2 separate regions of the Homo sapiens genome follow, and region 2 is linked to region 1. A link is a contact called in ENCODE Hi-C or POLR2A ChIA-PET data. All regions are on one chromosome and are shown on one strand. Each heading gives the region's core, a stretch centred on a gene start or an enhancer-like site at or near the end of the contact. The rest is flanking DNA. Distances are from core to core; before and after follow the strand shown.

Region 1 (3,347 bases), core at 651-3,150:
ATTATAACTTTGCCAGGCTGCTTAGCACAATTACAAAGGCTGGGGCATGCTGTTGGAATGATTTGCAGAGAGACTTAACTGATTACACGGTGTTTTATTTGCATTACATTAAATCCAGAGCACTTCTTAGAGCATGCCGAAAACCAAATGTAGAGCCAAGATCCAATGAAAGCCGCAGCTGGATGTGGTCAGTGTCTAAGAGCTAAAAAAGGGACCTGGAGATCCTCTGGTTCTTTATTTTATAGCAGAGAACATTTAGTTCCAGAGAGGTTAAGTGACTTGTCTAAAGTCACCAGTGACAGAATCGTGTCAAGAACCTGCCTTTTCTGATTCCCAGGCCAGTATACCTTTCGCTGTAGGTTGCTGCTTCCATGTGTCATAAAGACTTAAAATTTGCTTCTTTTTTATCCCTTTGCAGGGTTTCTTCCGGAGAACAATCAGATTGAAGCTTATCTATGACAGATGTGATCTTAACTGTCGGATCCACAAAAAAAGTAGAAATAAATGTCAGTACTGTCGGTTTCAGAAATGCCTTGCAGTGGGGATGTCTCATAATGGTAAGTAAACAGTCATCACCATATACTTTATTATTCTCATTATAGCTGCCAGACCAGTGGACACTAAAGCCATTGCCAAAAATGTGTACAGTTTTTCCACCAAATGCCAGAATTTAGAATATTGCATGGCGATAAAACATTTCTCTTTTAGGTCAGTGTTTTTAAAGTTTTATTATAGAACCTTTCTCTCTGTGGTTGGGCATCTGCCATGAGGAGAAAAGAGACTTGAAAAATCTGGGGGATTATGGGAAAAACTTTAGTGTTAGAACAAATATAATGATCATCATGATTAATTTTTATATTGCCTCATGCATTAAAAACAGAATTAAAATTTACTTTTGTGTATCAGTAGTGTCGTTCTGCTTTAAATGTAAGAAAATCCTGAAGATGTCTGGGTCTGAAACTTTAAATGGCATATGAGAATTTAGATTCATTTAATTTTTTTTTTTTTTTTTTTTTTTTGCTGTTTATTATGCAAAGACGAGTATTCGTTTCCTTCACTTCAAGGAACGTCCATGAGTTGTGGAAAGGGTAAAACAAATTATTTTTATAGTTCTGCAAAACTTCAAAGCCATAGAAACATAAGAGAATAAAACTTTCTACTTTTGAAACCTGTGTCTAAAGTCAAGCTTATGACTTTGGGTGTCAACTTAAGGGAAATGATGTAGAAGACCTGAGAAAAGACCCATGTTTTCATGATCTGTGGAACTAACTCAGTAAGGTCCTGGAAGACAAACGTGTTTGAAAAAATAATTCTTGGTCACTATTTGGTTCTGATTGGTTGCCTGGCTGACAAAATAAATTTTAGGTGTAACTTGATAGTATTATATGTGTCTAGTATTAATCAGTTATTTTCAATGCACTCAAGGAATAAAAAATGCCAACATGATCAAATTAAATTTGAAGTTTCATTTCATCAGCTATCCTATTTTTTCTTTCTTTTGTTTTCATCTCTCTCAAAACTGATCTAGTAAGAAGGCAGTCTTCATCTATATGTACTCTAAAGCATCTGAGAAAATTAAATTTTTGCTCTATCATGCAGATACTTGGTTTTCACAGTGGAAACCATCAAGATATTTGAGAGTCACTCATTGATTAATAACCTACCCTTTAAAAATAGTTCACAAAATTCTATCTGTATGATTACTAATGGGTCAGTTCCTCTAAAGGCAAGAATGTATTTTGAATAGAGCTATCAGCAGTACTGAACAGGATGGAAATTTGGTCCAACTTTCCTCAACAATTGACTACATCTGCTGTATACAACTGTAGTCATGGATTGCAAAATAATTTGCTGGTTCAGTTCCATCAGTTTCCTTTTTATTTCAGACCTCATAAAACATAAGGGCAAGCTTCCAAGTCAAGGGTTGTATTTTAGGTGATGCAATCAAGTTGCAATAAACTTATTTCATCTTCATGAAGAAATCATTGACTTTGAGGTCATTATCACTGAGACAGCCTAGGAAAGCATGCCAGTTCCGCTTTTAACACTAATTTTTGCCTATTAAAAAATTATCACTTCACACATTCATGTAAAATATAATTCCTGTTACTTACAGGCAGTGCATACATTGATGTAAAATATATTTCCTGTTGCTTACAGGCATTGCATACGTTTACTTAAAATCAATCTGCAATTGCTTATTGTTTATAGGCAAATATTATTTAAACCCCAACCTATGTAGTATGGATGGTATAATTTTCTCCTCCCATAAATGTCAAAGAAAGCTATCATAAACTTGATAGGTCATATTTTGACTTCATATGACAATTTATTTTATTTCTAGAGAGGGTCAATCTTGATAGGGAGTGTTTGTTCAGTTCTAGCAAAAGCAAGAAAATATATGAATTAAGTGTCATGACATCAGAGACTTAGGCAGTTCAACACTTAAAAAATTGCAAACATAACTAAGAAAACCTCAGAGGTTTTTATGGGAGTTTGTTTGCTGCACAGAAAATAAACATCAGACTAACAACAAGGTTTTGATTAGTTTTGCCTGTTAGCTGTATGAAGAAAACATTTCTAAATACAAAGTTTTCTAGGAAGTTGAGTCACTATTTAAAATCCATTGCTTTGACCAATGTGAAGCCAACAGGGTTTTCATTCATATAGAATGCCTTTTTATCAAAAGAGGCTCTGAGTGTTATACCAAAATCAGCACCCAGCTGTTTTCAGTATGCGCAAGAAAACATGAACGTCCCCCAAAGCAAATGTACTCCATTCCGTGTTAACCTTATTTCTGCTCCCTGGTCTCTGATTAGTCTGGTTGATGAATGTAGCTTCCCCTTTGGCCATGCACTCACAGCTTTGAAGGAGGCTTCTGAAGGAACTGGTAGGGAACCCTAGGGGCTCTTGCTAATGTTGTTGGATAGTCACTGAAATCAGTGATCACCATGTCCTTTCACTTTGAAAATTCTATGATTCTGTATAATCAAACAACCTAACTCACTGGATTTTTCACTTTTCAACCAGCTATTCCGTGTCTTACAGTGCTCTGGTCTTCACAGATAGGTAGGCACCTGGCATGTCAGTTGCCTGAATTTGAAAGTTTTCACCTGTATGTTTTGGTACGATAAAAATAAAAATGTAATTTATATATCTGAATCAGGTCTGTATGTTATGATCAATTGCTCAGCAATTTCGGGCAGTTGGTTTGATGGTTATGTAGTAATGTAGCCTGAGAGCAGAAATACAGAGCCTCTGGGCTAGAGAAAGTATAAATGGCATCCTAGGCTATGTAGGGTTACAGCTCTTCAGAAGGAACTTTCATTTTCATTGTGACACATCGT
Region 2 (3,450 bases), core at 161-2,660, 220 kb before region 1:
AAAAGGCAAATCTGTTAGCAGACAGGTTTTGACCCAGTGTAGGGAGTAAACTCTCTAACACTCAGAAACGGCATGCGGCTGCCACATTGTTGCTGATGTTCAAGCAGGAGCAGGATGAGCAGCTTGTAAGGCACATGGTGAAAGGGGAGGGCTGGGGACTGGGGCTGTTGGAGCAGGTAACTTATAAAATCTCCTTCCAAGCCTGACATGCTGAGATCCAGACTGTGTGCAGCCATGGGACCTGGAAAAGGCTGTGATGAGAATTCAGAATTGAAGGACTGAGGCTGAATAACCTCTGGTGTCTGGTGGGACATTCTACCAGTCCTTTTTTGTACTGGTTCTCTGGTATGAAGAGAAACAGAACACATTTCCAGCTAGGTTTTTCCAGCCACAAAGGCTCTGAAACAAGCTTGTCTAACCTGCAGCCCAGGATGGCTTTGAATGCGTCCCAACACAAATTCATAAACTTCCTTAAAACATTATGAGATATTTTGCAATTTTTTTAGCTTATCAGCCATTGTTAGTGTTAGTGTATGTGTGGCCCAAGACAGTTCTTCTCCCAGTGTGGCCCATGAAAGCCAAAAGATTAGCCACCCGTGTTCTAAAATATGAGGTCTCCTGAGTGCAAGAAGACCAAGCCTAAGAAGGGGTTTCTTCACTCTGAGAAGTGGAGTCTAAAGGGCTGTCCAGTTAGGGAGGGGTCTCTGATCCCCGGCATGGGACTAACAGGGCTTCACTTGAGCTCAGAAGAGGTAAATTTAGGACAAATGAAAGGCCTTCCTGCTTCCCACAGCAGGAATGGCTTTAGCAAATTTCTTCCCCAGTGAGTATAAGCTGAGAATGTGAGGAGATTTGGGGCAGGTTCAGATAAAGCCACTAGTGACTAGATCCCTTAACAGACTATTAAGAGAAACTAACTATTCTGGGACTGTCTTAACTTTTCAGGGACATCTTTAATCATTTGAAGCTGACATTCTGACCTTGAGTGACCTGCCCCTCAGTGCCCCCAGAAGACTCAGGGACTGCCCCCATGGGATATTTCTTGGGTTCTAGGTTATGGGAGGGCCCCACTCCAGGAGATGAGCTCTGCAAGCAGAGAAGCAACTCCCCCCAGGAGGGAAGGAGAAGCGGCTCATCCCTGGGCACCTTTTAGAACCTTTTGGAGGAAGGAAGGTGGGCGCTGGTGACTGCAGGGGCAAGCCCAGAAAGATCCCAAGGTGCCTCAAAACATGCGGTCCCCTTTGCACCGACTAAACCTACAACCTCCTGACCACATTCTTTCCCGCTGCCTCATTCTCCCTGGGGTCCTAGACCAGGGAGCGGGGCCTGGGGGAGCTGATCAGAATAGTTCTGTGGCGTGTCCGGCAAGGAGCTTGGCCTGGCCTCTTTCCTGGGGCCAGACCCTGGGACCCTTTCCCAATTTCCTGTCTCAGATATGCTGAGCAAGCACAGGCCTTCCTCCTTGGTTGGGGCAGCTGGTCTCAGGCCAACAGCTCACAAGTGTTGAGTCACTCAATGTCTTTCCTTCCTCAGCTTTCCATCCTGCTGGGACTTCAGGAGCTCCTTTCTCCAGCTTGTCTGCCGAAAGCCACAGGATGGCATTTTAAAGTTACCTTTGACAAAAACCCACAAACCCTCATCCATGGGCTTGGTTTCTGTCACAGGCCAGTGATTTCCTTTCCAATCATCTCAAGAGCTAATATTTACCATTTCTGCAAGGACCTTGCTGGAACTAAGCAATATACAGAAGGCATGGTATAACCCAGACCAGAATTCCCTGCACATGAAACTGCTATGCATCAGGTGACAGGAAACCACACAACAATATCTTCTCCACTGATGCACGAAATTCTAACATTAGACCTCCCTTCCTTTGGATTGATATTTATTTTTTAAATAGTAGTAGGATGCTCACTTACATTGCCTAACACTTTACAGTTTACAAAGCACACTCTTTAGTTTAAGCCTAACAATCCTTATTTAAGATGTCTTGGGCTGGCAAATGTATCTTTGTTTCACATATCAGCAAAGAGAAGGCAACTGCCTTGCCCAAGGTCACACAGCTGCTAAGCAGGAGAGCTGGATCTTCTGGGCCCCAATTCAGGGAGTTCTCCACAATACTGTGCACCATGCCCTTTTGGTGCTCCCACATCAGCAGAGGCGAAGGTAAGAATGGAATGAGCTGGGCATTTGTGACTCTATATCTCTACGTAAGGAAAATCCTTGCATTCCTCCCTTAACAAGTGGTGGACCTACCAACCTGGAGGAGTCTTGAGCTTCACCAGCTCTCTCCTTCCTCCCTGGCTTCTCTGATCACTAAGCCCAGTAGATTCAGCGTAGCAGGATACCAGCCCAATTAGCTTTGATGGAAGCGGCACACTCTCCTTGCCAAGCTCCTGAAAGCCTATACCTGCAAGACATCTCTGCACAGGTCCAATAACCCTAGGGGTCTTGCTGAGTTTAAGACTCTGTAGCTGGTCCAGGCTGGTCTGGAACTCTGTAGCTAAGAAGGGATTGTCTCAGTTCTCACACACCGGAAGAACTGAAAGAAAAAAAAAAAAAAAAAAAAAAAGCATAAACGAATTCATGGAAGCCTAGAGCCAGAAGGGCCTGTAGAAGTCATGTGCCTGCAGCTACATGAGCCCCCCTAACCAAAGTTTGTCCAAGCACTGCTGAAATACCTCTCATGCCAGGAAGCTCACTACTACCCAAGCCAGCCCTTGACACTATTCAGATTTATATTTGACTAATTTCAATCTTCTACTAAGCCCTAGGTGCTTCCATGGTTACCTCATTTATACCATTTGGGAAACTGTGACTCAGGATAAGTAACTTGCCCAAAGTCACATGTGTAAAGTTGTCATTTCGAGACTTCTAACCATCCTATTTGCTCCATGTACCCATGTTTTTCTGCTAGCATCACCCTTAAGAGGTGGCCAGAACTGGTTGCAGTGCTCTCTCATGAGGCTTGATCAGCCAAAAGAACAGTGGTCCTATCACTTCCCCTTGTCAAGACATAGACATACCTCCAGCTGCATCCAATTTTTGGCAGCATCATTACAGACTGACACCCTTTGAGCCTGTCGTCACTCTGTAAACCCAAAGTTGGTTGGGGTTTATTATTTATTTATATATTTTTTTGAGACGGGGTCTCACTCTGTTGCCTAGGCTGGAATGCAGTGGCGTGATCCTGGCTCACTGCAGCATCCACCTCCCAGGCTCAAGCTATCCTCTTGCCACAGCCCTCTGGGTAGCTGGGACTATAAGCACATGCCACCATGCCCACCTAATTTTTGTATTTTTTGTAGAGACAGCGTTTCATCATGTTATCCAGGCTGGTCTCAAACTCCTGGGCTCAAGTGATCCACGCACCTCGGCCTCCCACAGTGTTGGGATTACAGGCGTGAGCCGCACCCAGCTGGGTTTTTTTTTTTTTATGCTACTATAAGG

What was found. A loop is a pair of places that touch in the nucleus more often than their neighbours do. ChIA-PET counts read pairs that join two places held with the same protein, here RNA polymerase II (POLR2A). Pooled maps may share reads with other maps.
Region 2: a map of CD14-positive monocyte shows a loop between it and region 1 (2.0-fold over the local background). The contact joins two enhancer-like sites. A Hi-C loop is called at or near these places in 1 of 168 maps with a recorded cell type or tissue (CD14-positive monocyte), 2 of 37 single-sample maps with no recorded cell type and 9 of 50 pooled maps. POLR2A ChIA-PET finds 5 or more read pairs at or near these places in 1 of 52 experiments (activated T-cell).

The regions. Positions count from the first base shown.
Region 1 is chr3:12,392,196-12,395,542 of GRCh38, forward strand. It overlaps PPARG (peroxisome proliferator activated receptor gamma), which reads left to right. Exons shown (of 8, transcript NM_138711.6): 5 at 419-557. Among named protein-coding and RNA genes, the nearest start is that of TSEN2, 91 kb to the right of the region's middle. RefSeq lists an enhancer at 3,273-3,322. Within about 2 kb of position 1,901, at least 2 of the 41 ENCODE cell types and tissues checked have a DNase peak (open chromatin) inside an H3K27ac peak, as active enhancers do; they include CD14-positive monocyte, where a contact is called at or near this core.
Region 2 is chr3:12,176,826-12,180,275 of GRCh38, forward strand. All of the region lies in intron 10 of SYN2 (synapsin II), which reads left to right. Among named protein-coding and RNA genes, the nearest start is that of TIMP4, 20 kb to the left of the region's middle. RefSeq lists an enhancer at 1,326-2,525. Within about 2 kb of position 1,411, at least 12 of the 41 ENCODE cell types and tissues checked have a DNase peak (open chromatin) inside an H3K27ac peak, as active enhancers do; they include CD14-positive monocyte, where a contact is called at or near this core.